2 separate regions of the Homo sapiens genome follow, and region 2 is linked to region 1. Evidence: read pairs that join two places in POLR2A ChIA-PET (ENCODE). Cell type or tissue: A673. All regions are shown on one strand. Links, peaks and the distances in the headings refer to the core of each region. The heading gives the core; the rest is flanking DNA.

Region 1 (15,081 bases), core at 3,141-11,140:
CAGGGCTTGCACAGGCCAGGGGGCTACGTTGGACACACTCCCTGATCACAAAAAAAAAAAAAAAAAAATGTGCCTTGGGGGATGGGACTCCAACTTCTGGCTGCCCAAGGAGAAGCTGGAACCACCCTGAGACCCAGGACGGGTGTGGGGGCTGGGGGAGCCGGGTACCCCGCTAAGTGCACTTGACGCTGAAATGCCGGGGTGGGGGAGGGGCTGGGCCCTAGACGTGCTGGTTTGTGTCTGGAACAAAGCAGTGACACAGCACGCGGGGAGCTCAGCTGCCCCCCAGGAGTGAAGAGCAGAGATGCAAAGGCTTCAGGGGCAGTGTCCTGGAGTGGGGTTAGTGAACAGAAATGCGGACCGGCCAGAAGGAGCAAGGGATAGGGACAGCGCTCCTCTAAGGATTCATCTCCCCCTCAGGACCGCCTGGCTCCGCCCTAGGACAGGACAGATCTGAGCCCAGGGGAGCGGGTTGGGGAATCAGAATACAGCAAAGCAGGGGGACCAGGCCGTGCCAGTTGCCTCCAGGGCCCTGGCCTGGGAAGGTACCCCGCGGCCATGCCGAATCCCTCCCCGAACCGTGCCTGCTGTGCTGCTGCACCCGCGAGGCGGTGGCTCCAGTCTCCAGCCGCCGCTCTGCAGGCGCGCAGGCCGGGGTTTGTCTGGCTCCTGGCCCTGGGCGTGGCGCGCGTGGCGCTGGCGAGGGTCCCGGCAGGGGGCGCTACTGCTCGGTCAGTGAGAGCCTCAGGATGCGCTCCAGCTCCTCCTCCTCCTGGCGCGCGCGCCGCCGCCTCTCCTCCTGCTCCTGCGCCGACAGTTCCATCGCCAGCCGCAGCTGCTCGTCGTAGCTCCGGAACACGTGGCCGCCGGAACCTGGCCCTGAGCTGGGCCGAGGGCTGGGCACTGACGCCGGGGGCGCAGGCTGGCGCTGCGGCGTGGGCGGGGCGCTCCTGGGGGTGGGGAAGGAATGTCGCGGGCTCCCGGGCGCACCCACCCACCGGCCGGGGCCGGGACACGGCGTGGAGGCTCCAGGGCGGCCCGCGGCCACCACCCTCTAGTGGAGGCGGTCAGTCCCGCGGCGTCCTGGCCCCCACCTGGTCGTGGCGGAGCCCAGACCCTACCAAGTTCTCCCCGTCAATGCCTGGGGAGAGTCTGAACTCCGCGGTGAAGCCTGGATCCCTGACCCCTGCCTGCCGCCTCGGAGGCAGGAGTGGTGGCAGAAGCCATCCCGATACCAGGAGGGTCCCTGCCGAGGGCCCCGCGGGTTCTCCGGCTGTGTCCTGGCTTAGGGGAGACAGGATCCTCTCCGGAGGATTCTCTCCGGCCCAGCGGGCACTGACCTGTCCTGTCGGCGACCCTCGTAGGACATGGGGTGGGTGCCTGGCTTGCTGTTGGTTAGCGCCTCCCAGATGGTGACCTGCGGGGAGGCGTGGGCGTTAGCCGTGGCGGCGCGGAGTCCCGTGGCCCCGCGCGCCCGCGGAGACGCACCTGGTCATACTCACTGCCCGCCTCAAGCAGGCTCTGCTGGATGGCGAATTGCAGCAGGTCGTCGTCGTCGTCCCGGGTCGCCGCCTCCCGCTGGCCGCCCATCATGCTGTAGCCGCGCGGGGCCTCGAACAACGCTGGGGAGATCTCGCAGCCGCGGCAGGAGGCTGGGGGCGCGGGGGCTGGGTCAGGCACGGCCGGGCGCGCCCCTCCCACCCACCCCGGGGAGAGCCGAGGGGCAGGCGTTCTCGCGGGGGGCCTCACTCGTGGAGCTGGAGCTGCTGACGCTGGAGGAGTCGCTGCCTGGGGAAGGCGTCTCGCTGCTGGGGCTGCCTCGCACCGATGGCACCGGTTCGTCGCAGCCGTTGAGGTTCCCGAAGGTGATGCGGGCGTTGAGGATGTGGAAGATCGGGATTTCTGAGGATGAGGAAACCTTTAGGCGCCACCACTCAGCCCCTCACACCTCAGCCTCAGCCCCACCCCGACCTCATCTAAACCCCGGTCGGCCCGCCACGGGCTCAGGAGAAATGGCCGTGCGGTCTCACCAATCTTAACTGGGAAGCCAGGAGGCAGACGCAGGGTGATGAAGTCCCGGAGCTTGGCAAAAAGCGCATTGCTGACGGCCATGAGGTCAATGATGGGGGCCACCTGCTCACACAGGGACAGGGGATGCTCCTCACACAGCCACAGCTTGGCCTTGAACCTGCCCCCACCAGATCCCAAGGGGTAAGGGACACTGCAGGAAGCCATGGCCTCCCAGCATCTCCTGGAGCCCCGGCCCCCCACCTTCCCAGCACCGGCAGGGGCCTCACTTCTGTGTCTTGGTGGTCAGTTCCATGGGGCGGCCCATATCACGGTTGCCCAGCTCAAAGTTGGGGTTGAAGTATTCTTCTGCAGTGATGGCAGTGGGGTTGGCTTGGCTCAGAGTCTGAGTGATCAGGGTCTGTACCACATGGGGAGGGGCCCAGGAGCTCCCCTCAGTTCCTAATGCCAGGCCAACTCATTTGTTGTCACAAGGCCCCCAAGCTGTCCCCTCTGCCAGTGTGGCGCTGACATGGCCTTGGGCATTGTGGAAAGGAGGTCCACATAGGCCATGCTAAGCAGGACGCTTCCCAAGCCTCCTCCTGAGCCACATCCACATCCCTCCACTTACGGGTACCCCTGCACACACTCACCCCATTTTGGGGGCCCCCGTGCTGCTCAGCGATTCCCAGGAAGGACTGCAAAGGTGTCTTACAGCCTACAAGAAATGTGGCATCTCAGAGGACACCGCAACTCCACACACACCTGGGCACCTCATCAGAGGTGACAGCACCCAAGACCTAGGGAGGAGGCCGGTTCCTGGGGTGGGGCCTGCTCACCCAACCACATACTCAGGCACCTTCACCTGAAGGGGACTGAGTGCTTCAAGGACCAGGGGCCAGGGCCTCTGTGAGCACAGCTTAAAACACTAAAAGGAAGGCCTAGAGGTCAGAAGCAACTTCCAAAAGTGCTCCTCTCCAGCTCGGTGACCCTGGACAGTAAAACGCCTGCCCCGGCAGGCACTGTGGGGTGTGCATGTGCGTGTGTGTGTTTGCTTCAGGCACTTCCATAGGCATGATTTCATGTTGTTCCCCTGTGAGGTAGAAATTATGCTTTTTCACCTCGGACACGGTATCTGGTACCCAGAGAATCAGGTGTGGCATCAATGGGCATACAGAATCTGTGGCAAGGTCCCCTGACTTTCTACCTAGGATATGTCCCACTAGACTAGAATGGCCAATAAATGGCATACATGGCATTTCTCTCCTCTCCCAAATTCAACAGCAACATTAGTAATCACTTGCAGCATGGCTCTCCACTGAACCCAGATGAGTCCTTAGAAACTTCTTAGTACTCTAGGCAGCCACTACCCATCCTTAGGGCTTGGCACCTGAATTGAAATCTATCGGCCTGAATAAAGCATCCAGCCTCTTGCTAGGATGCCAGTGGGAATACTGATGGAAGCACTGAAGTGGGAGCTGGTTCCCGCAGTCCTGCAACACCTCTCCCCATCCAGCTCTGCCTCATTACCTTTGACCTTGCCCTTGTGCTGTTCTGAAAGATGTTCTGTCCGTGTGCGGGTGATGAGCTCCACGTTAGATGCCCCATACACCTGGGGACAGATGAAGAAAGGGCTCATAAGCAGTTCTGGTCTTACCCTGTGTCTTACCCCTAAGGGCACTGGGAACACTCCCTGTAGCAAAGGGTCCTGGAGAGACTCTGCTTCAGGCTTTTGGGTAAGTGAATATATGAGGTCATTCATTCATTCATTCATTCACTTATTCATTCAACAAACATTTTTTGAGGAGCCTTTATGTGCCAGGCATTGAGGTAGGCATCAGGGATACAGTAAACAAGCCAAACATGATCCCTGCCCTCCTGAGACTTACAATCTCTATAAGGAGACAATAAAATGGAGTTATAACAGCATGGTCCATGCACTGGTGGGGGTAGCACAGAGGCCTTCCCAGACTACAGAAGCAGGGGAGGCTTTCAGAGGAGATGCCACACACAAAACCCATGGCATTTGTTAGTTCCTGCTTTCATGTCGTGGGCAACATAGGGGTCCCAGAGTAACAGGCAGAGCCTTTTTTTTTTTTTTTTTTTAGATGGAGTCTCGCTCTGTTGCCCAGGCTGGAGTGCTGTGGCGGGATCGCTGCACACTGCAAGCTCCGCCTCCCAGGTTCAAGCAATTCTCCTGCCTCAGCCTCCCGAGTAGCTGGGATTACAGGCGCCTGCTACCACACCCGGCTAATTTTTTGTATTGTTAGTAGAGACGGGGTTTCACCATGTTAGCCAGGCTGGTCTCGAACTGACCTCAGGTGATCCGCTCACCTCGGCCTCCCAAAGCGCTGGGATTACAGGCATGAGCCACCATGCCCAGCCAGGCAGTCATTTTTAGGGATAAAGGCCTGGCTCTAGGGTCAGGCCAGCCAGGATCTGAACCCCAACTCTGCCACTTAACAGCTGTGTGACCTTGTACAGGTCACAGAACCACTCTAAGCCTCTATTTCCTCATCATAAAATGGACCGATCATCCCTACTTCCTGGGGTTGTTGTGAAGAGTAAATGGGATGCCAAGGAAAGGACTCAATAAACATGCGTAAAATGGGAATACTAACAGAACAGCACCTACCAGAAAGGGTTGCTGTGAGGAATAAATGTGTGTGTGTGTGTGCGTGTGCACGTGCCCTGTGTATACATCCATACATCCATATAAAACACCAGAGAAGTGCCTTGAACCCAAATATAAGTGCTTGACCACGCTGCATTGCTTCTGTACCTCCAGGGCTGGGGAAGGGAGGTCAGAATCCCCTGTACAGCTTGCTGTAGGCAAGAGTGCAGCTGGGCTGGCAGCTGGGAGCTGCAGCCTCACCTTAGCTTCATACCCATTCACCATCTCCGTCTTTTCACTGCGCCAGCCCAGGATGCCAGTCTTGTTCCTGGGGAAGCAGAGTGGTCCAGGTGAGGCAGGCACCCCACCGGGCTGGCTCAAGGGTGACCAAGGCCATGTCCACCCACCTCTCAAAGGAGATATTCTTGGTGTCAAGCTGAGTGGTGACGACGGGCGCGGTAAGCCGGCTCAGCACCTGTTCCTCAGTGGGCTGAGCAGCAGCCAGCAGCAGCTCCCGGTCCTGCCCAGCCAGTGCCAGAGTCTCTGTGTACACCACCCGGCGGTCGTGGTCAATCTCCATGACCACGGCGCTTGTGTCTGCCAGACACGGAACAGCACAGGGGGATCAGGGGTGGCCTGGGGCTGCCTCCCATCGTCCCCACCCTGCCCCACTTCCTGCCTGCCTGACCTTGGCCCCTGAAGACAAAGCTGCGGTTCCCTCGCTGCCAGGTCATGTGGTCAAAGCCCAGGAGTGTGGTGTCTACCCTCAGGTTCTGGCCGCTCTTCCACACTTTGTAGGTGTCACTAGGGCAGATCTTGGACACCAGGGGCACTGGTGGAAGCGGAGGTTGGAGGTGGCTTTGACTGGTCTGGCCTACACGGCCTGGACCAGCTCAGGGCATGGGGTTTGGGATCCGTGTGGCCAGGAACAGGGGAGGGAACTGAAGAGAGAGCAGCCTCTCCTCCAAAACCCCCTCCCTGGCCAGTGTAGACCATACTCACACAGAAGAGCAACCTGAGGTCGGGACGGGCATGTTTCTGTCACCACTAAGTCCCTAGTGTCCATCATTTGTTAATTCACTCACTCACTCTTTCATCCATTCTTTCAACAAATATTTATGAAACACCTACTGAGTGTTCCAGCCACTGGGAATACAACAGTGAAAAAGACAGGACTCCTGCCCTCTCAGAGCTTACCTTCTAACAAGGAGCGGCAGGTCATGAATACAGTAAGCAAATCATGACAGAGTGAAGAGAATAATAATGGAGTCAAGACAGTATCTGGGGCAATCTGGAAAGGCCTAGCTGAGGCGGTGGCCCTGAGCTGAGCTAAGGCATAGAGGGAACCGCCGGAAGAACTATGAGAACACATTCCAGGCAGGGGAGCAAGCGCAGGACCTAAAGTGGGAGAGCCCAGAAGCGACCTGCTGCAGCCCGCTTACCCCAGCTAGTGAACTCCCATTTCATCTCCACGTAGAAGTCCTGGGCCTGGAGGACGAAGGGGAGAGAGGCTAAGTCTGCACTGGAGAAGGGCTCAAGGGCTCCCGTGGAGGCTGAGAGGCTGGGCCTCACCTTGCGCAGCTTCTCCAGGAGCACGGGGATGCCCGCCAGCCGCTTCACCACCCGCTGGTAGTCCCGGTACCGAAGCACCAGCTGCACCAGCTCCAGGTCCCGGGTACTCACAGCCTCCTGGAGCACTGGGGGAGGGCGAGGCAAGGTCACAGGGCAGGACCCTTCAGCCAACCATAGGTCTATGATGCTGGGGAGGCCCCGGCTGTGGGGCTGGGGTGAGCAGGGCTGCCCACCTGTCCAGCCGCTGCGATTCTCCCTGCCCACGTCTGCGCCGTGCGCCAGGAGCACACGGGCACACTCAAGGTGCCCCAGCGTGGTGGCCAGGTGCAGGGGAGTCCGGCCGCGGGGATCCAGCTGCTCGATGTCCACCTGGAGGAGGAGGAGGAGTGGAAGATAAAGCCCCAGTCACGTCGGAGGCAGCCCTCCGGAGCCAGACAGCCCTGGAGCAGGCAGCAACCCCCACCCCCTGCTGGGGCTGCTCTGCCTCACCAACCTCACAAGGCAACGGAAAGACAGACACTATGGGCAACGGAAAGACAGACACTATGAGCAACGGAAAGACAGACACGTGGATGGAAAGGGGCTTAGAAGACAGGACAGAAAGTAACTCTGGAAGAGGGAGGGCTTCCTCCCTTCCTGTCCACCAAGGGCCCCTGGCTGGGTCCTCTCCTCCAGGGCCCAGTGGCCTGCCTGCCAAGAATAAGCCTGGGACTGAAGTGGGGTGGCAAAGAGGCTGTTGGCCAAGGAGCTCACCTGGGACCAGACCTACCCTAAGGGTCCCAGGCCACCTTCAGGAAGAGCTACCAATTTAGATCACTGACATTATCACTGAGTGAGGTTTAACAAACGGTTACAGTAATACACAGACAGGAATGAAATAACAAGTTCATGGTATTAATACAATTTCACAACCATGTCCTGTGCTTGTGGGACACTATGCATTAAAATTTGTACAAATCCTATAATTTTGTGAATAACATGATTACATTGCATGAGATTTCTGTTGTGTGATAAAAGTGATAAAAGCTTTTTTTGGGGTTTTTTTTTGTGTTTTTTTTGGGGGGACGGAGTCTCACTCTGTTGGCTAGGCTGGAGTACAATGACGTGATATCAGCTCGCTGTAACCTCCGTCTCCCAGGTTCAAGCGATTCTCCTGCCTCAGCCTCCCAAGTAGCTGGGATTACAGACATTCGCCAACACGTCTGGCTAATTTTTTGTATTTTTAGTAGAGATGGGTTTTCACCATGTTGGCCAGGCTAGTCTTGAACTCCTGACCTCAGGTGATCCACCTGGCTCGGGCTCCCAAAGTGCTGGGATTACAGGTGTGAGCCGCAGTGCCCAGACAAAAGATTTTTTTTTTTTTTTTTTTTTTTTTTTTTTTTACTTGAGACAGGGTCTCACTATGTCACCCAGGCTGGTCTCAAACTCCTAGGCTTGAGCAATCCTCCTGTTTCAGCCTCCCAAGCAGCTGGGATTACAAGCCCCTGCACCTGGCTTAGAAAGCATGTTTGTTAAACGTAAGTTTTGTTTGTTTGTTTGTTTGTTTGTTTTTTGAGACAGAGTCTCACTGTGTCACCCAGGCTAGAGTGCAGTGGTGCCATCTTGGCTCATTGCAACTTCCGCCTCCCAGGTTCAAGCGATTCTTGTGCCTCAGCCTTCTGAGTAGCTGGGATTACAGGCGAGCACCACTATGCCAGGCTAATTTTTGTATTTTAGTAGAGACGGGGTTTTGATATGTTGCCCAGGCTGGTCTCTAACTCCTGACCTCAAGTGATTCGCCTGCCTTGGCCTCCCAAAGTGTTGGGATTACAGGCGTGAGCCACCACGCCCGGTCTTAAGCATAAGTATTTAAATATATTTCGAGAGTCTAGGACTTCTGGTTAAGAACAGTGAACTGACAGGCCAGGCGCGGTAGCTCACGCCTGTAATCCCAGCACTTTGGGAGGCCGAGGCGGGTAGATCACCTGAGGTTGGGAGTTCGAGACCAGCCTGACAACATGGAGAAACCCCATCTCTACTAAAAATACAAAATTAGCCAGGCGTGGTGGCCCATGCCTGTAATCCCAGCTAATCAGGAGGCTGAGGCAAGAGAACCGCTTGAACCCGGGAGGCGGAGGTTGCAGTGAGCCGAGATCATGCCACTGCACTCCAGCCTGGGCGACAAGAGCAAAACTCCGTCTCAAAAAAAAAAGGAACAGTGAACTGACCACATGCATGTAACTCCCTCCTCTTCTCTGAACTTGATTAAAACGCCAGTAAAAAGGCTTCTACTCCTACCATAATAAATGAAATTACTCTGCCACCATAAACAATGAGAAAATTATTGCTGCAAAATATATGAAGGCTGGGCACAGAGGCTCACCCCTGTAATCCCAGCAATTTGGGAGGCAAAGGTTGGCGGATTGCTTGAGCCCAGGAGTTAGAGATCAGCCTGGGCAATATGGCAAAACCCCATCTCTACAAAAAATACAAAAGAATTAGCCGGGTATGATGGCCTGTGCCTGTAGTCCCAGCTACTCAGAGGCTGAGGTGGGAGGATCGCTTAAGCCTGGGAGGTTGAGGCTGCAGTGAGGTATCATCACACCTCTGCACTCCAGGCTGGGCAACAGAGTGAGACGCTGTCTCAAATATATATATACATATGCGTGTGTGTGTATATATATATGTGTGTGTGTATGTGTGTGTGTGTGTGTGTTTGTGTGTGTATATATATATATTTCTCTATATAGAAAATATATGTAAAGAGAAATAGCTGTTTTTAGAAGTCCAGAACTGTGATCCCTGAAGTAAGGAAAATGAACAAGGTGAGCTCTGTAACATCCCTGGATTTCTGCCTGGAGGAACATTCCAGACTGTAATTCAAGGAGGGGAAGCCCGAGCAGAGCATGGTGCTCTTCCTGAGTTGAGAAGATGGAGACAGGATTCAGGGAAGCCAAGGTATTAAAGGTTGCAGCAGAGCACAGTTCTGGAAAAGAGTAAACTACTCAAAAAACTCCAGAAATCTGCATAGGGGTCTCTTCAAGTCTTCCTGAATACTAAACTTCACATGTGTATAGTGAAACTCAGTAAGACCACACAAAAAGGAGCAATAAAATGGTAAATTCTCAGAGCTCACCAAAAGCAAGGAGATAATCAAGCTCCAGCCTCCTAGAGTGGAGATGCATATTTAATCAGACCTCAGAAGGGTTATGCCTTAGCAGTAGAGCTAAACTATCCCTAGAGAAAAGGCTCACCTAGACCCACCCTAACAGATTAAAAATTAGCCTCAGGCCGGGTGCAGTGGCTCATGCCTGTAATCCCAGCACTTTGGGAGGCGGAGGCGGGCAGATCACCTGAGGTCAGGAGTTCAAGACCAGCCTGGCCAAAATGGCGAAACCACATCTCTACTAAAAATACAAAAAATTAGCCGGGCTTGGTGATGGGTGCCTGTAATCCCAGCTACTCAGGAGGCTGAGGCACAAGAATCACTTGAACCCAGGAGGCGGAGGTTGCAGTGAGCCAAGACTGCACCACTACACTCTGGCCTGGGTGACAGAGCAAGACTCCATCTCAAAAAAAAAAAAGAAAAGAAAAGAAAAAGAAAAAGAAAAATTAGCATCAAAGGCCAGGCACGGTGGCTCACACCTCTAATCCCAGCACTTTGGGAGGCTGAGGCAGGCAGATCACTTGAGCCTAGGAGTTCAAGACCAGCCTGGGCAACATACCAAAACCCCATGTCTACAAAAAATACAAAAAATTAGCCAGGTATGGTAGCATGTGCCTGTAGCCTCAGCTACTCAGTGACTGAGGCAGGAGGATCCCTTAAGCCCAGGAGGTTGAGGCTGCAATGAGCTGAGATTGCCCCACTGCACTCAAGCCTGGGTGACAGAGCAAGACTCTGTCTCAAAAAAAAAAGCCTCAAAAAGGTCAAACTGATTTGCAAGTAATTTACCTAGTCTGCCTGAACAAAGCCCAACACTCTTTAAAGAACAATAACAAATCCAGATGCTTAACATCATATTTACAATGTCCAAAATTCAGTTAAAAATTACTAGATATGCCAAAAAGTAGGAAAATAAAACTTATAGGCAGGGTGCGGTGGCTCACGTGAGCCTGTAATCCCAGCATTTTGGGAGGCTGAGGCGGGTGGATCACGAGGTCAGGAGATCGAGCTTGCAGTGAGCCGAGATGGCGCCCCTGCACTCCAGCCTGGGCAACAGAGAGAGAGACTCCATCTCAAAAAAAAAAAAAAAAGAAAGAAAATATAACCTATAATCAGGAGAAAAATAATTTCATAGAAACAAAACTCAGAAATGATAAAGATGATAGATGGCTCAATATACTCAAGAGTTTAAAGAAAAACATGAAAAAGATGTTCATGAGGAGAGGAATGAGAGGTATAAAAAAGAACCCAGTGGACCATCTAAAGATAGTAAGTACAGTAACTGAAATGAAAAATTCACTGAATGGAAATAACAGCAGATTAGACACTGCACAATTTAAAAATCAGTGAATTTGAAGACAGCAATAGAACTTTCCAAACTGAAGCACAGAGGAGAAAAACAGTACTGAAAAATAAAGTTGGCTGGGCTTCTATAGTCCCAGCACTTTTGGAGGCCAAGGCGGGAGGTTGGCTTGAGTTCAGGAGTTTAAGACCAGCCCAGGCAATACAGCAAGACTCTGTCTCTACAAACAAAACAAAACAAAACAAAACAACTTTTACATTAGCTGGGCATGGTGGCAAGCAGCTGTAGTCCCAGCTCCTCTGAAGCTGAGGCAGGAGGATCCCTTGAGCCCAGGAGTTCGAGGCTGCAGTGAGCTATGATCACGCCACTGCACTCCAGCCTGGGCAACAGAGCAAGACCCTGTCTCTATGGAGCCTCATAATCTGTAAGACATTATCAAGCATTGTAACATATATCTATTGGAATCCCAAAGGACAGAATAAAGAAGTAGGACAAATAAGACAAATTTAGAGAAATAGGCCGGGTGCGGTGGCTCACGCCTGTAATCCCAGTACTTTGGGAGGCCAAGGCGGGTGGATCACAACATCAGGAGTTTGAGACCAGCCTGGCCAATATGGTGAAACCCCATTTTTACTAAAAATACAAAAATTAGCCAGGCGTGGTGGTGGGCACCTGTAGTCCCAGCTACTTGGGGGCTGAGGCAGGAGAATCGCTTGAACCCGGGAAGGGGAGGTTGCAATGAGCCGAGATCGTGTCACTGCACTCCAGCTTGGGCGACAGAGGGAGACTCCATTTCAAAATAAGTAAATAAATAATAAAAGAAAGAAAGAACGTCCAAAATTTTTCCAAACTTGATAAAAACTACTATGGTGGGTTGAAGAATGGTGCCCCTCCTAAGACATGTCCACATCACATTCTGACCCTCACAGCCTATGAATGAGACCTTATTTCAAAAAAGGGTCTTTGCAGACATAATTAAGTTAAGGATCTCAAGATGAAATAATCCTGGATCACCCAGGGGGCCCTAAATCCAATGACAGGTGTCTTTCTAAGACACTCAGAGAGGTGGGAAGGCCATGTGAAGACGGAGGCAGAGACTAGAGTTCTGCAGCCACAAGCCAAGAGGGTTGTGGCCCAGTCACCAGAATCTGAAAGAGACAAGGCAGGACTCTTCCCTAGAGCCTTTGGAAGGACTGCCACCCTGCCAACATCTCAAATTTGTATTTATGTCTCCCGAACTGTGACAGAATAAATTTTTTTTTTTTTTTTTTGAGATGGAATCTCACTCTGTCGCCCAGGCTGGAGTGCAGTGGCGTGATCTCAGCTCACTGTAAGCTCCGCTTCCCCGGTTCACGCCATTCTCCTGCCTCAGCCTCCCAAGTAGCTGGGATTACAGGCACCCACCACCACGCCCGGCTAATTTTTTGTATTTTTAGTAGAGACGGGGTTTCACCGTGTTAGCCAGCATGGTCTCGATCTCCTGACCTCGTGATCCGCCCGCCTCGGCCTCCCAAAATGCTGGGATTACAGGCGTGAGCCACCACACCCGGCCAAATATTTGTTGTTTTAACCCACCTAGTTTGTAGTAATTTGTTGTGGAAACTAATACCAAGATAAAGCCAAGAACCAAGAAATTCAATGAACCCCAAGTAAGACAAACACGAAGTAAACTACACCAAGGTCCATCATAATCAAATGCTGAAAACTAGTGGTAAAAAGAAAATCCTAAAAGCATTCAAAGAAATGAGGTCCATTATGTATGGAAGAACAGATACAGGAAATACTATATTCTTCTCATCAGAAACTATGTAAGCCAGGAAACAATATAATGAAATCTTTAAAGTGCTGGGGGAAAAAAACAAAAACAAAAACTTTCAACCTAGAATTCTTTTTTTTTTTTTCTCTAATCCAGTATGACTGGTATTGACCTAGAATTCCATACCCGGTGAAAATATTCTTCAAAACTGAAGAAGAAATAAATATGTTGGCAGACAAACAAATTCTAAGGGAATTTATTGCCAGATGTGCAGGAAATGTTAAAGGGAGTTCTTCAGGTGGAAAGAAAATGATCCCAGATAGAAACTTGAATCTGTACAAAGGATTGAAGAGTGCCAAAAAATGTTAAATGTATAAGAATGTCAGGAGGCCAGGCACAGTGGCTCATGCCTGTAATCCCAGCACTTTGGGAGGCCGAGGCGGGCAGGTCACCAGAGGTCAGGAGTTTGAGACCAGCCTGGCCAACATGGTGAAACCCCATCTCTACTAAAAATACAAAAATTAGCTGGGCGTGGTGGGGGATTCCTGTAATCCCAGCTACTAGGGAGGCTGAGGCACAAGAATCGCTTGAACCTGGGAGGTGGAGGTTGCAGTGAACAGAGATCGCACCACTGCACTCCAGCCTGGGTGACAGAGAGAGACTCTGTCTCAAAAAAAAAAAAAAAGAATGTCAGGCTGGGCGCAGTGGCTCATGCCTGTAAGCTTTGGGAGGCCGAGGTGGGCAGATCACTTGAGCCCAGGAGTTTGAAACCAGCGTGGGCAATGTGGTGAAACTCTGTGCTACAAAAAAATACTAAAATTAGCCAGGCGTGGTGGTGCATGCCTATCGTCCCAGCTACTGGGAGGCTGAGGTGGGAGGATCCCTTGAGCCAGGGAGCCAGAGGTTGCAGTGAGCAGAGATCATCCCACTGCACTCCAGCCTAGGCAACAAAGCCAGACCCTGTCTCAAAAAAAAAAAAAAAAAAAAGTCAGTAAAATATTTAAAACCCACAAGAATAAAGAGAAGAGATGTCAGCAGATGAGAAACTTCAACACAACTTTAGAACATGGAAAGTGGCTGGGGCCTCACAACTGACTTAGGGGAGCAGAGGAAGCTGAAACTAAAGCAGCCACAGAGGGAAACGTCCACATAAGGAGCAAGCCAGGTGACCCCCAGCCCCCCTGAAAGGTGTAGGTAGGACCTGCAGGCAATGGGGATGGCAGAGGTGGAGGTGAAGCTAGAGCTGAGTGCAGGGAGGCTGGTTACAATTCAGGATCCCCTGGTCCCCTTCCCAGCCTCATTAAGCTGGGAGATGCCCCCCTTCCTCACCACAGGACACCAGGGGTTTATTCTTTGTAGAAATTGGGCATGAGATGCTCTGGACTCAGGAGCATTGGCCACAGCAGAGGATGAGGTATGGTGCTGAAAGCCAGTGATCCGTGAAACCCCAGCCCCTTCCCTACCTGGGTCCTGAACCACTGGCAGCCAGGTCACACCACCACCACCCTATCTACCCGAGTAGGAAGTTGTCCCAAAGACCTCAGAATACAGACATCTGGTGACCCTACAATGAACAGGCCAGCCTGCCACCTGATCACCTTACAGTAGCACCCACACATCCCTGAGCTCCCCAGCCCCATTCTTAAATATGACCCAACAGCCAGGAGAAACTGGACACTTGATGAAAGCTTCCCATGTGAAATAAACCAAAACATACAAATTAGATGCTAAGACGGCTGGGTGCAGTGGCTCACGCCTGTAATCCCAGCTCTTTGGGAGGCCGAGGTGGGCGGATCACGAGGTCAGGAGATCGAGACCATCCTGGCTAACACGGTGAAACCCCGTCTCTACTAAAAATACAAAAAATTAGCTGGGCGTGGTGGCGGGCGCCTGTAGTCACAGCTACTCGGGAGGCTGAGGCAGGAGAATGGTGTGAACCCGGGAGGCGGAGCTTGCAGTGAGCCGAGATTGCGCCACTGCACTCTAGCGCGGGGGACAGAGCGAGACTCCGTATCAAAAAAAAAAAAAAAAAAAAAAAAAAAAACAAATTAGATGCTAAGAACCCAGAGGAAATTCTCTTGATGCAGGGAATAAAAGAAAACTCTTTGGGGGAAAACAGTAATTTACATCCTCAGGAAAAATATAAAAAGATCATTGAATTCATGAAACAAAATGGGACAGCCTGGCTTTCCATGACGTCTCCTGCCCTTTCTCTTGCCTTCTTCATTCTGGAAGTGACTTTCTTAACTTTTCCTTGTTTTCTGCATTCCTGGACAGCTGCACCTGCCCCCATAAACAGTAAACATCACCTGGATTTACTGCATTTTCAGGTGGAAAAAAAAACCAACTTTAAAACTGTCTACATCTCTTCTTTTTCCCGCACCCTCCACATCTAACCCATCAGAAAAACTTGTAGGCTCTGCCTCCAAAACAGACCTAGAAGCCGCCCAGTTTCCACTACCTTGCAGCTGTTGCCCCCCCATCTCTCACTGGCAGCCCCCTACTGCCTCTTTGCTGCTCCCCGGTTGCCAGGCTCTATTGTCCACCTCACCTATGGCAGCTAAAGTCACCCTGTGAAGTGTTACTCAGGTCCTGACACTCTTTAGTTCAAAATCTTCCAGTGGCTTTCCATCGTAGGTAGCAGGGAATCCAATGGCCCCAGACTTCTCTTTGAACTCATTTGCTCC
Region 2 (15,081 bases), core at 4,086-12,085, 190 kb before region 1:
GCCTGGGCAACAGAATGAGACTCCATCTCGAAAATAATAATAATAATAATATTAATAATAATAATTTATAGGCATGAGGCCTGGAGCTTTTTGTTACTAAAAAAGTTCTAAAAGGGACCCAGAGGTAACCAGTGACTTGTGAAGTTTCCATATTGCATGCCTGTCAGATGTGACAGGTTCAGAACACTGTAAGACTTATTGCCTTTTATGGCCAGGTGTGGTAGCTCATATCTGTAACCCTAGCACTTTGGCAGGCCGAGGTGGGAGGATCACTTGAAGCCAAGAGTTCGAGACCAGCCTGGGCAACTTAGTTAGACCTCATCTCTTCCCCCTTCAAAAAAAAAAAAAAAAAAAAAAAAGCCAGATGTGGTGGTATGCACCTATAGTCCTGGCTACTTGTGAACTCATGAAGGCTGAGGCGAGAGAACACTTGAACCCAGGAATTTGAGGTTATAGTGAGCTATGATCGTGCCTTTGCATTCCAACCTGGGCAACAGAGCATGACCCTGGCTCAAAAAACAACAACAACAACAAAGACTTGTTGCTTTCTAAAACCAATGAATTTGATCTCTAGTGATAGAAAAGACTGTATAACAACTCTGAAATTATCACAAGTGGGTGAGTTAGGTTGCACACATTAAATAACTTTTTAAAAAGTGGAATAAGGATTGAAGACAAAAGACATCCAGTAACAGTTTCACATCCAGAGCTCAGATTTTTCTATAGGGCATTGACTGGACTGTGATGTCTCTTAAATTAGCTGTTGTCCAAGGACTTTTTTTTCTTTAGAATCAAAGCTATTTCAGCAAAATTCTAATCAAGCTCGCTTTCTTGTTGCTGACCATCCTGACTGTGATTCACACCTATTTGTATTTTAAAGGAGTTTAAAAGAAACACTAGAGAAATAGTAGGTGTCTCACAGAGGTTTTCTATTGCTTGAAAATTATAGGGAAGAAAGTTTGTTTATTTAAGGTTTCTTAAACCCTGTCATAATATTAATAGGAGCATGATGTGACTTTGATTTTAATTGTAAGTATTCCAGGATCCTCTGACTTTGTTTTTACTTTAATGCATGTCATATCTCTATAAAATATGATTAAATTGAATCTCTGATTCCTGATTCCAGCCAATACTATATATCTTGATCTAAATTAGACTTTAAAACAAGGTCAGATTATATGGGAACTACTGATTTGATCATGTCTGAGCCTCTTCCAAACCAGCTTTCTCAGATTATGAGTGCCTAGGTATTCACTCTGGTCCTGGACCATACTGTGTGTCTTTACTGCCATGCTTGCAGGTCCTTTCTTGTCCTTAGCCTCCCAATAAAGAGAACACTTCTTTATAGACATTAACCTGTAAAAATATCCATATGGCCTTCAGTCCTCCTTGCACTGACCTAAGAGTTAGCTGCTTTGCCCTCCTAAATAGCTCTATGGCCCTAGGCTTTAGGAGCTCTACTTCATTCACTGTCATTAACTACCTGTTTTTCTGTCCTGTTAATTTTGTCTACTTATTCAATTAATCACCAGGGTCGAAAGATGGCTGCAAATTCTTGTTACTTCTGCTATTGTGCGAAGGGAATCTAATTCCTCTCACAGATTCCTTGAATCTGTGTTGGACTTTTTTGGTACACCAATAAAGTGTGGCAGAAATGACACTATGCCAGCTCTGAGCCTAGCCTTTAGGATGACTAGTCCTTTTGGAGCCCTGAGCCATTATTCAAGAAGACCAACCCTGAGGATACCATGCTTTGAGGAAGCCCAAGATAAATTAGAAATCATGTTTAGGCACTCCAGTTTACATTTCCAGTTGAGCCCAGCTTTCCACCCATCTAGGCTATGACATTAGACATGTGAATGAAGCTGCTTAGATCCTCCATACCAGCTCATATGCTAACTAAATATCACCTGAATAGCACTGAATGACCCTTAGCAATACCATGTAGAACTGAAGAATCACCCAGCCAAGTGCTGCTTGAATTTCTGACCCATAAAATCATAAAATATAATAAAGCAGTAATTTGTTATAAAGCAATAGATAACCCAAACAGCTGTTTTTTCTGTTTCTAGCAGTGGATCTAAGCCTTCTCTTTCAAGTGGCCAAGTGGCAGACCTGATGCCTTTATTCCTCCTCAAGCCTGTGTGTTTTATATCTGCTTTTTTCAAAAGCCAGAAGCATGGCATTATCTCTTCCAGTTTCGAAGCACATATGTCTCTTAGAAAGACTACTAGATTCCTTTTTCCTGTCTGATAGATACCTCCTACTATTCATTTATTTCCAAGGGCTGAGGTAACTGATGGATAATCTGATATCCAGTGAATTGACAATTCATAACCATCTTTTCTGATCATAGAACTGTTATCTTGGAATTTCCATCATTGCAGACTCATAACAGTAATATTACTTGATAGCCTTAACCCCCAATACCTGTACCTTTGCTTGAAAAATCCACAGCTGCTCACTCTTCCCCAAATTTATCAGACTCTCATTCTTCTACAGTTTTCAGCTCTTTTGCCTGTTCTTCTCCCTGAAATACTCTTACTTACTTTTTTTTTCTTTTCTTTTTTTTTTTTTTTTTTTTGTAGAAACAGTGTTTCGCTATGTGTCCTAGACTGGTCTCAAACTCCTGCCTCAAGGGATTCTCCTACCTTGGACTTCCAAAGTGCTGAGATTACAGGCATGAGCCACCATGCCTGGCCAATACTCTTATTTTCCATCTGACAAAAACCCACTAGTTCAAGCCCGGCCAAAAAATTAACTTTTGTGAAGGATTTCCCAACACCATAGTTAGTCACTTCTTCCTCTGTTGCTTCTATAACATTTTGTATGTCCTTTTGCTGTAGGCCTAAATGACATATCGTTATAATTTCTGTTTTATGGAACTGTCTCCCCCACTACAATACTAACTGTTTAAGAATAAGGACAGTTGTGCTTACTTTCATTCCCTGGTGCCTAGTATCTAAAACATAATAGGTAGTCAATGAATGTTGAATGAATGAATGAATGAGAATGAATGAATATATAATTGAGAGCAGATGGGCTGGGTGCAGTGGCTCACACCTGTAATCCCAGCACTTTGGGAGGTTGAAGTGGGAGGATTGCTTAAAGCTAGAAGTTCAAGACCAGCTTGGGCACATAGCGAGACCTCATCTTTCAAAAAAAATAATATGTTTTAAAAATTGAGATCAAGTAAATGATTCTGTCTGCTTAACCAAAAGGATAGTCTTTGGGTAAGGTATTAAGGTATTACTGCCAGATCTTAGCCACAGGCTACTCCTGAGCAACAAAAACCATTCTTTTAACCTGGTAAGGCTAAAATGTAACTGGCATAGAGTCCTTACTAGCAGAAAATGTATAGCTAGTTAGCTTCAAGCATTCACATGGCATTAGTTAGCTGCTCCAGTCACTCATTCGACCCTTTATTGAGTTCCATCTGCACATAGGGCATTGTGCTAAACACAGAGTGAGATGCAAAGGGCAATGAGGCATAGTTCCTGCCCTTAAGGAGATTACAATCTGATGATGGGAGATAAAACAAGTACCCAGTTGTAACCCAGAAACAGAACTGGTAGTGTCGCAAAAATGATGCACAGCAACCGTTAGGTTTGGAGGGAGACAGAGAGCATCAGTCAGGTGATAAAAGAAATGTCACAAACTACTAGTGTTTGAAACTAGCTTTGAAGACTGGAAAAGAATATAGGAGAGGGGAGAGGGGCTTTCTAGGTTGATACAACAGCATGAACAAAGGAAGTCAATAGGTACGTTTGGAGAATGATAAATGAGATGACTTGGATTGGAGCAAATAGAAAGTGTAAAGAATCTTGAATGATAAGATTTGGGAAAATATTGCTTAACACTCTGCTAGCCCAGTGTTCAAGGCTGACAGCATCTCCCTCCACCAAGCCTACTTCTCAGCAAATATTACTTCAGTGCTTCTATATTTTCCAGACATATTTTATTTAGTGACCTGTTTTTATGATCAGGTAGTAAACAGATTAATAAGAATGCATTAATCTTTCAATTAATACTTAATGGAGCCAGGCATGGTGGCTTATGCCTGTAATCCCAGCACTTTGGGAGGCTGAGATAGGTGGATCACTTGAGGTCAGGAGTTTGAGACCAGCCTGGCCAACATGGCAAAACCCCATCTCTACTAAAAATACAAAAATTACAGGGGGTGGTGGCAGACACCTGTAATCCCAGCTACTCGGGAGGCTGAGGTATGAGAATCGCTTGAACCCAGGAGGCAGAGGGTGCAGTGAGCCGAGATCGCACCACTGCACTCCAGCCTGGGTAACAGAGTGAGACTCTGTCTCAAAAAAAAAGAAAAAAAAAAAGAAAAAAAGACTTAATGGTTCCTGAACACCCTAAAATTAAATGTAATACCTTACTGTTTCTAGGTCAATTTTTTCTTAAGAACATAAGAAGTAATTATACTCTTTAAAAGCTATTTAACAATAGGGCTCTTGGAAATTTGATCATAAAAAAGCCAACAAATATTTAGTCATTTAATTATTAAATTAATTAAATGTTTAATTAATTAAACATTTAGTAATTTATTTAATTATTTAATTATTTAATTTAGATATTCTCGTTATGTATCAGAAATTATTCTGTTCACTAAGAAACTAAGAGCTGTCTCTACACTTTTCTCCTGGTAATTTCCAATGTTTTGAAGAGATTGACTGGCATTTTTCAGTAACAATGTGTGAAGTTACTTGACAAGAAAGGCTGTTATATCTGGTTTCTGCACTTGTTAGAATAGAATGGTAAGCATTCCACCTTCAGCTACCATTTGAATGCTATTGTTCAAGATAACTGCATTACCCGATAGTTACTCTTATTAAATAAGAAATGTTGTGTCTTTGCTTTTTTGGCGGTGAATTCTGCTGAAATTAACATAATTGAACATTTTTTTCATTCCTTTTAAATCCATTTTACCCTAAGACCTACAATGCTTTGATATGCTTAGTTTTTTTTTCCCTCAAGTTTTTTTTTCGAAGTAAACAGAAGGGAAAGCAAATTATTCATTTGGCTGGCTATTGAAACATAAAGAAAGAAAAAATTATTTGGGGATCTTGTGTTAAAAACACTGTTCTGATTTGCTTTTTGGGGGAGCCAAAGGAATTTTCTACGCTTTTGGCACTACTTTGAAGTGTAGAAGTCATAGAGGAAAGATGCAAAGGATATTACTTTATTAAAAGCCATGAAAAAAGATATTCCTTCTTCTTCAGCTCCCTCTGAATTGCCATCTTGGGTTATAAGTATCAAAGTAAGATTTTTAGTTTAGATGCAGCTGATTATAGCAGAAAGATAGACCCACGTTCAAATCCTGACTCCACCATTTATGACCTTGAATAAGTCCCATAGGGTGTGGTACCCATTCAGTGAAACAACATATAAAGTACCTAGCCCATCGTAGTACTCAATAAATGTAGTTCACCCCTGTAGACATAACTGGTTTTGGCTGCTTGTGCCCTATAAGAAAGCATCAGGGGTGTTTTTGCTTTTTACTTATCCACATATTCTCATCACAATTCTCATAGGTAGAAAAATCCACCAAAAAACTGAAAATAATTTGAATTATCCTTCTTTTGGTGTGCTTATTTTAGAAATAAGGGCAAGGCTATGAAACTAGTAGTAGCCCATAAACCTATGAAAGGATGCCCAACCTCATTAGTTAATCTCAAGACAAAGCAAATTAAGACCATAATGAGATAAAACATTAGACTGGCAAAAATAGAAAACATCTGATGATCCTGTGTTGGCTAGAATTTAGATCAACTAAAACTCTTACTCTTTCTGGTGAGAGTATAAATCAGTACAACCACTTTGGAAAATAATTTGGTACTATCTTGTAAAGTTGAACCTTTATTTACTCTATGACCCTGCAGTTTCACTCATAGGTATATATACTGTTGATATATTTTGCATGTACACCAAAAGACACGTACAAGAATGCTGATAGCAGCATTGTGTATGTCACCAAAAAAATAGAAACAATCTAGTCTATGTAAATAGAATGGATAAACTATGATATATTCGAATTTTACCCCATCAAAAATGAGTGAACTATAGCTATATGTAATAAGTAGATGAATCTTTTCAGGATAATATTTAGTTTTTAAAAAGCATATTGGGAAAACTACACACAGTATAACACAGTTTTTAAGCCCTCAAACAATCAAAAATGAGTAATACATTGTTTAAGAATGTAGGCATATGTAATTTTTTAAAAAACAAGGGAATAAATAATGCAAAGAGGTAGACCCAATAGGCAAGTTAAAACAAAATTCTAAAAAATATTCAAATAATACCAAAGAAGGCAGAAAAGGTAGAACAGAGGAATACAAATACAGGCGACAAACGGAAAATAAATAGTAACATGGTGGACACAAATCTAACAATATCAAAAATTATATTAAATGTTAACGTACTAAACACCACAGTTAATGGCAAAGATTGTCATAATGGATAAAGTAAGGTTCAAATGCTGTCTGTGGGCAAAAAGCAACAACCAGTTTGTACCTCAATTTCTTCATTCCTAAAATGGGATAATTATAATGCTGTCTCACATTTGTAGAACAGTGTTAGTGTAGAATAAACACTCAATGAGGTTATGTAATATGCATAACGATAATAATCATAATGGTTATGATGTTCTTTCTGTAAAAATTCAAATATGCCAAAAATATGGCCTATTGATATCTTTAAAGAGACATTCTTTAAAATATAAAAGATTGAGCTGGGCACGGTGGCTCACACCTGTAATCCCAGCACTTTGGGAGGCTGAGGTGGGCAGATCACGAGGTCAGGAGTTCGAGACCACCCTGGCCAATATGGTGAAATCCCACCTTTACTAAAACTACAAAAATTAGCCGGGCACGGTGGTACACGCCTGTAATCTCAGCTGCTTGGGAGGCTGAGGCAGGAGAATCGCTTGAACCCAGTGAGCCGAGATCCCACCACTGCACTCCAGCCTGGGCAACAGAACAAGACTTTCTCAAAAAAGAAAGAAAGAAAAAATGATAGAATATGTTCATGACTAGAGGGTAGGCAAAGGTTTTTAAGAACCTGAAAACAATAACCATAGGGGAAAAGAATTGCCAATTAGAGTTAAGTTATAACTCTCACGCATTGTTGATGAGGGTATAAAGCGGTGTAAATGCTTTGGGAGAAGACCTGGCAATTTTATATGAAACTATACATGCCTCTGTCTTGTGACCCAAAAGAAATAAAAACTTATGTCAATCCCCCCCAAAAAAAAACTTCACAAAAGAATATTCATATAATAGCTTTATTTATTTATTTAATTTTAGAGTCTCACTCTGTCTCTCAGGTTGGAATGCAGTGGCGTGATCATAGCTCACTGCAACTTCAAACTTCTGGACTCAACCGATCCTCCCACCTCAGCCTCCAGAGTAGGACTACAGGTGCCATGTCTGGCTAACTATTTTATTTTTTTGGTAGAGACTGTGTCTTGCTATTTTGCCCAGGCTGGTCTCAAACTCCTGACTTCAAGTGATCCTCCTGCGTCAGCCTCCCAAAGTGCTGGGATGACAGACATGAACCACCATGTCTGGCTAATAACTTTGTTCGTGATAGGCAAAAACTCAAATATCCCAAATGTATCCATCAATAAGAGAATAAATAAATGAACTCGTATATTCATGTGATGGAATCCTCAGCGATAAAAAGGAATGAACTGCTATTTTATGCAACAACGTGGGATGAATCTCGAAAACATTATGCTGAATATTTTTCAAAAATCTTCCCATAAAGTAGTACATAGTATATAATCCCATTTAATGAACAATGGAATCATATCCTGTGTACTAATTTTTTATGGCAAAAATCTGTGGTGGAAAACCAGAACAGGGTTGCCTCAGGAGTGGGTGGTGCCACATTTTGACTGGGAATGGCTGTGAGAAAAATTTCTGAGGTGATGGAAATGTTCCATTTCTTGATAGCAGTTTGAATTACGTAGACACATACATTTGTCAAAACTCATTAAATGGCGCACTTAAGATTTGTATATTTCATTGTATATAAATTTTACCTTAAAAAAAAAAAACTGGCCAGGTGTGGTGGCTCATGCCTGTAATCCCAGCACTCTGGGAGGTCAAGGCAGGAAGATCACTTGAGACCAGAAGTTTGAGACCAACCTGAACAACATAGTGAGACCCCGTATCTACAAAAACTTAAAAATAAAGAACAAAATTAGCCAGGCCTGGCAGTGTGCATCTGTAGTCCTAGCTACTCAGGAGGGAGAGGCAGGAGAATTGCTTGAACCCAGGAGTTTGAGGCTGCAGTGAGCTGTGATAATGCTACTGCACATACTACAGCCTAAGTGACAGAGCAAGATCTTATCTCTAAACAAAAAAAAAAAAAGAAAGGAAAAAACTATAAAGAAATACTGAATTCTAATTAATTATTATGCATTTAAAGGCAGATGTACTGATATCAGTAACTTAAATCGAAATGCATCCAAAAAATAAGATGGATAGATGGACAGATAGATGAATAAACATATGATTTTTAAAAAGTATAGAAAATATTGGCTAGGCATGGTGGCTCACGCCTATAATCCTAGACCATGGGAGGCCGAGGTGGGCGGATCACCTGAGGTCAGGAGTTCGAGACCAGCCTGGCCAACATGGAGAAAGCCCGTCTCTACTAAAAATACAAAAATTAGCCAGGCCATGGTGGCACATGCCTGTAATCCTAGCTACTCAGGAAGCTGAGGCAGGAGAACCACTTGAACCCACGAGGTGGAGGTTGTAGTGAGCTGAGATTGCGCCACTGCACTCCAGCCTGGGCAACAGAGCGAGACTCCGTCTCAAAAAAAAGTATAGAAAATATTAATGATACAATCTAGATGGTAGATATACAAGTTCGCTATAAGATCTTTCAATTTTATGTTTGAAATTTTTTAAATAATAAAATGAGGTGGAAACAAAAAAAGTATAAACTGGGATAGTAGTCACATAATAGAAAGAGGAATGGGAAATAAGAGGCAAACAGAAGCAACAGTGTTGGTACTATTATAGCTCTTAGGTGGAATGGTGTTCATAGGTATTAATTTTGTTATTGTACCTCATAACTTATATGTTAAACATATTCTTATATAATATTTAATGCAATTAAAAAATAATGTGGCCGGGCACGGTGGCTCACGCCTATAATCCCAGCACTCTGGGAGGCCGATGGGGGTGGATCACCTGAGTTCAGGAGTTTGAGACCAGCCTGGCCAGTATGGCCAAACCCCATCTCTACTAAAAAATACAAAAATTAGCCAGGCATGGTGGCGGGCACCTGTAGTCCCAGCTACTTGGGAGGCTGAGACTGGAGAATTGCTTTATCCTGGGAGGTGGAGGTTGCAGTGAGTCGAGATCGCATCACTGCACTCCAGCCTGGGTGACAAGAGTGAGACAACGTCTAAAAAAAAGATAAGGAAAAAAATGTGAGAAGACTGCATTATAATTTGAGATCTATTAATAATAACAGTACTGAAGCACTCTTTGTTAAATGATATTCCAGGAAATCATTTCTATTTATTACAGTTCTTTGGGCACAAAAATCTAACATTTACATTTGTTTATCTGAGTCTTTTATTTTCATTCTTGCAAACTTTCCAGGTTCTGATTATTGATTCTAGAGACAGCTCTTTCCCATTTTAAACCTTTTTTCAGTCTCTAAAGGGCATACCTTTCTAACCTAAAACCTCTCTCTTATATGCAAAGAGTGTAATACACTATGACACTTTCTACCTGTACTCCTTCTGGAAGCAGAATCTTTGTTTTGTTCTTCCTTTGTGGAAAATAAAAAAAGAGAGACAGAGAGAAAGACATGTTTGAAATGAATAATGAAATGTTGTAGGATATTTTTGTAGTAGTTATTGTTTTTTCTCTAATTCTTTTTCAGTCTTATCAGATTAGCTTATCCTTGTTTTTCAACGTGCTTCCTTGGTCTCTCAAGAAACCAGATTGCAGCTGGGCATGGTATTTTGTGCCTGTAATTCCAGCTACATGGGAATGAAAGTTACAGAGCTAGGCTTGGTTGCCCAGGAAAGGAGGCAGAATGATGTAAAGGTAGATGAGGATGGCTTCATAAATGAAAATGCAGGTGACTTGTTGGGCAGACAGTACACATATTCTCTGAGATTATTTTTCTCCTTCTACCTAATAGTTCTGTGTTTGCCAGATAGGGCAAAAGTGATGAGAGAACAAATACAAATTGTCAGGGAGCAAATTTAAAGAAAAAGCCTCTTCATCTTTCCTCACTTTTCCTTCATGTCAATATTCTTGCCTCTGTGAAGATCAGTATAATATCATAACATATACTAATTTTTAACCCAGGGCAAGGAGAGGTAAATGATAAGCTTTTTCAGCTAGCTGGGAGTCAATATTTCTTCGTTTTAATTCTTTACCACATGAGTCTCCTTGGACAGCTTATTTCCCTTTTGCTTCTTCATCTGTAAAATATTCATTGAGTCTAAATTGACATAAGTTATAAGACTTTCTATTATTTTATGTGCCACACTAAGAAGAAATAAATATTGTAATTGAACTATGATTCAGTGCTTTTTGTTGTCATCATTGTTTGGCATCCCTGGGTGGGTCATTAACCATCAGTGCTTTTATATGACATTGATTTATCCTATGTTACTGTGTGTATTTGAATAAATTAAAAATAATTGGTACCATCAACCTTCTGGGTTTATAAAGAATAAGTACAGTAATGTACTTAAATTGAGGAACACAGTGCCTAGCACATTGTAAGTACTCAACAAGTGGTAGCCATTATGTTGATGTTGATGGTGATTTGATCATGAGCACTCTCTTTTAAGTGGTGTTCATTGTTTAGGTTGTTCTTTGGGGGTCAGAATCATTAATAGGTTATATTGATGAGATTTATTGGTGGTAGTCAGAATGCCCACTCGTTTTGAAGCTGAAGTAGCATAACAGTAAAATAACATGTTTAGTTGGTTTTTGGAGGTAATTGTTTTAATGAATAGCACTTCATTGTCAATGAAATTTGTTCATGGACTACTGTTGAAGTTACCTCCAGGAGTAAGTTCTATTGACATCAACTTCCTGGGTTGGTTGAAGTCACTTTTTTTGAAGAGAATTTAGTTCAAGTATACAACATGAGTAATTTAGTTCAAGTACACAACATGTGAAACTTAGTAAAATTATATTAGTGATATTATGATATGAAACCTCAGGTTTTAATTTTTTTTTTCATTTTCTGTCTATACAGGAGGCAGACAGTGGGGAGGAAGAATGCCGGTCACAGCCCAGGAGGTATGTTTGTTCATTATATCCTACGGCATTTTTGTTGTAGGATATTTTTGTAGTAGTTATTGTTTTTTCTCTAATTCTTTTTCAGTCTTATCAGATTAGCTTATCCTTGTTTTTCAACGTGCTTCCTTGGTCTCTCAAGAAACCAGATTGCACCTGGGCATGGTATTTTGTGCCTGTAATTCCAGCTACTTGGGATTGCTTAAGGCCAGGAGTTTGAGACAACGTATCAGGACCTTCCTCCGTTTTTTAAAAAAAAAAAGAGTAAGAGCGAATGCTTTAGGAATCCAGTTACTGACTCAGAAAGATTTTTCAATGGTACATTGGTTTAAAAAGAGGCAGAAAGGTCAATTTTGGCTCAGTTTTCACCCAAGCATCCAAGGAATTATCTTGGGGGTAATAAAAAAGCAAAATTTCCTTACCTTTCAGGAAAATATCAACTGAAGAACATTTCAGCCTTCAGTTTTGTACTTAATTTGTCATTCATATTTGATAAATTTTGGCAATTCTTGCAGATTGGTAAATATTTCACTTTGTTTCTATACAAAGGGTATACTGAGTAAGTATACTGAGTAACCTACCTAATCTTTTAAAATGCAATGAAATATTTTTACCCTCTTCTCATGGAATAGTGGGCATGTTGTTAGAAGGGTGCCAGTACCCAGTAACATTAAAAGAAAACAATTGTGAGAGAAATCTAGGAAGTATAAAATAACATTTATTTTATCTCCTTTAAGGGTTTTTAAAAGTAACTCCCTCCCACAAGAAACAGGCCTGGTAAGTTCTAGATGGTCATTTCAATGTTACCAAACTTGTATCCTCTGAACTCAAATGAGCCATTCTAGATGATACAGAGAAAGGATCAATAAGCATGCTCATTGTGAAGAAGCTGGCTAAAGGGAATGCTGCTTTAATAATTATCAGGCCGGGCGCGGTGGCTCACGCCTGTAATCCCAGCACTTTGGGAAGCCGAGGCAGGCGGATCACGAGGTCAGGAGATCAAGACCATCCTGGCTAACACGGTGAAACCCTGTCTCCACTAAATACAAAAAATAAGCTGGGCATGGTGGCGGGTGCCTGTAGTCCCAGCTACTCAGGAGGCTGAGGCAGGAGAATGGCGTGAACACGGGAGGCGGAGCTTGCAGTGAGCCGAGATCGCGCCACTGCACTCCAGCTTGGGCTACAGAGCGAGACTCCGTCTCAAAAACAAGAACAAACAAAAAATAATAAAAATTATTATTATTATTATCAGGTGTTTGTTGATATATACCTCCTTCTTGTAAACTACAACTTAATATAAAAATAGTTCCTTTTCATCAGTAACTGAGATTATCGGTAGTTTTTTTCCTGATTTGTTAACACATAAATTGTGGGCTTAAGGCTTAATTTCTCGTGTCTCTTAGCAAAGAGAAGTGTCCTTCTTTTGCATAGGGCTAAGGAGGTAGAAACCAAAAATAAATTTTAGCTGAATGTGTACCAGAGGCATCGTAATCATATTCCCATTAGAATGAAAAAATAATTCTTATATTTTCTAGAAGGTCAGATTTAAAGCTCTCTGAGTCAATTTCAAGCTTTATATATTGACTCAATATCCACTGGAATAATGTTGTTCCAAAAAATTACCTAATGATGAGGCAATGGAAGTCATTCTCTTATTCACAGTACTGAATTGTCAAGCCATTAAGAACTATAAAGGCCAGGCGCGGTGGCTCACACCTGTAATCCCAGCACTTTGGTAGGCCAAGAGTCTGAGAACAGCCTGGCCAACCTGGTAAAACCCCATCTTTAATAAAAATACAAAAAAAAATTAGCCAGGCATGGTGGTGCATGCCTGTAATCCCAGCTACTCAGGAGGCTGAGGCAGAAAAATCACTTGAACCCAGGAGGTGGAGGTTGCAGTGAGCAGAGACCACACAACTGCACTCCAGTCTGGGCAACAAAGTGAGACTCTGTCTTACTAAAAAAAAAAAAAAAAAAAAGAGGAAGAAGAAGAATCATAAAGACCTGTTTTTAAGTTTTTGGCAATACTTTGTCACTTTGACCAGCAGAGGGTTTTTGCAGGCTTCTTCTATTCACAAGAGGATTACTTATAAAAATAAGAAATGAAAAAAACCTAGTAGCAACTATTAAAAAATCAAAATTTGCTAATCTGTTATAATGTCTTACATTTAGTGTGTTTGCCAAGCTATTTCTAAATCTAAAGGCTTTAGTCCGACTCGAAGCAAAGAAACTTATCTTACCTGCCAGTTGAATGCCCCTTGTAGCTATACGGTATGTAAGAGATTGATTTTTGTATGTTTGACTGCTACAGATTGTTCAGAGTTCTCCATCACTCACCACAGAATAAACCAGCATTGAATCATTTCATTAAGCATGCCTGAACTCATCTTGTCAGTTTGTGGGTTCAAATGTAGCTTGTAGTAGGAAATTAAATAGTAAACAGCATATCATTAAAACTAAAGGCCAGTTCCAGGTAACAAAGAAGACATTGCATTAATAATCTGTTATTTTTGCCAGGGGCAGTGGCTCATGCCTGTAATCCCAGCATTTTGGGAGGCTGAGGCAGACGGATCACATGAGGTCAGGAGTTCAAGAGCAACCTGGCCAACATGGTGAAACCCCATCTCTGCTAAAAATACAAAAAATTAGCCGGGTGTGGTGGTGCATGCCTGTAGTCCAGCTACTCAGGTGTCTGAGGCAGGAGAATTGGTTGAATCCTGGAGGTGGAGGTTGCAGTGAGCCGAGATCAAGCCACTGCACGCCAGCCTGGGCAGCAGAGCAAGACTCCGTCTCAAAAATTAATAATAATAATAATAATAAATCTTAACCAAATGCCATTTATTGACAAAGTCATAAAAATAATCTTTCAGACCAGGTGCAGTGGCTCACACCTGTAATCCCAGCACTTTGGGAGGCCATGTGGGTGGATCACCTGAGGTCAGGAGTTTGAGACCAGCCTGGCCAACATGGCGAAATCCTGTCTCTACTAAAAATACAAAAATTAGCTGGGTGTGGTGGCATGAGCCTGTAATCCCAGCTACTCAGGAGGCTGAGGCAGGAGAATCACTGGAACTCGGGAGGCAGAGGTTGCAGTGAGCTGAGATTGCGCCACTGCAATCCAGCCTGGGCAATAGAGCAAGACTCTGTCTCAAAAAAAAAAAAAAAAATCTTTCAGTACAATTAGACCAAACTATGATGGCTTTGTTCACAGATAACAACCATAACTACAAAAATAGATAAATTAGACTACATCAAAATTTCAAACTTCTGTGCATCAAAAGACACTATCAACAGAGTGAAAAGGCAACCCATGGAACAGAAGAAAATATTTGCAAATCATAAGGGGTTAAATCCAGAATGTGGATATAAAGAACTACAGCTCAATAAAAACAAAACCCTAGTCAGTCCACTATAACAAAATACCTAGACTGGGTGGCTGAAACAACAGACATTTATTTCTCACAGTCCTGGAGGCTGGGAAATCTAAGATCAAGGTGCCAGAATGTTCATGTGAGGGTGTTCTTCCGGGCTTGCAGACAGCCACCTTCTCTCAGTGTTCTTACTTGGTGGGGAGAAAGAAAGAGAGAGCACGTTCTGGTCTCTTCCTATTCTTTTAAGGACACGTCATGGGGGGCTCACCATCATGACCTCATCTAACCCTAACTACCTCCCAAAGGCCTCGCCTCACTTTCGAGGGTAGGGCTTCAACATATGAATTAGCAGGGGGCACAAGCATTAAGTCCATAATATTTTGCCCGGGAACCCACAAAATTCA

Evidence for each region. Peaks named below come from ENCODE experiments on the same cell type or tissue, not always from the same donor. Only the 100,000 strongest peaks of a DNase experiment are listed, where the experiment ranks them.
Region 2: POLR2A ChIA-PET joins it to region 1 with 13 read pairs; 8 of 35 experiments call an interaction of 5 or more read pairs at or near these places.

What each region holds. Positions count from the first base shown.
Region 1 is chr17:29,599,223-29,614,303 of GRCh38, reverse strand. It overlaps ANKRD13B (ankyrin repeat domain 13B), which reads right to left. Exons shown (of 15, transcript NM_152345.5): 2 at 6,427-6,562; 3 at 6,194-6,318; 4 at 6,064-6,109; 5 at 5,310-5,453; 6 at 5,029-5,218; 7 at 4,883-4,949; 8 at 3,538-3,619; 9 at 2,661-2,725; 10 at 2,298-2,428; 11 at 2,031-2,188; 12 at 1,750-1,902; 13 at 1,489-1,652; 14 at 1,341-1,417; 15 at 1-950. The coding sequence ends at 722. Among named protein-coding and RNA genes, the nearest start is that of ANKRD13B, 14 kb to the right of the region's middle. RefSeq lists silencers at 568-677, 838-1,067 and an enhancer at 30-893. In A673, for the core only: no CTCF peak of the experiment used is centred there; no DNase peak of the experiment used is centred there; H3K27ac peaks cover 427 bases.
Region 2 is chr17:29,790,122-29,805,202 of GRCh38, reverse strand. SSH2 (slingshot protein phosphatase 2) reads left to right here. Exons shown (of 16, transcript NM_001282129.2): 3 at 11,266-11,309. Among named protein-coding and RNA genes, the nearest start is that of SSH2, 130 kb to the left of the region's middle. In A673, for the core only: no CTCF peak of the experiment used is centred there; no DNase peak of the experiment used is centred there.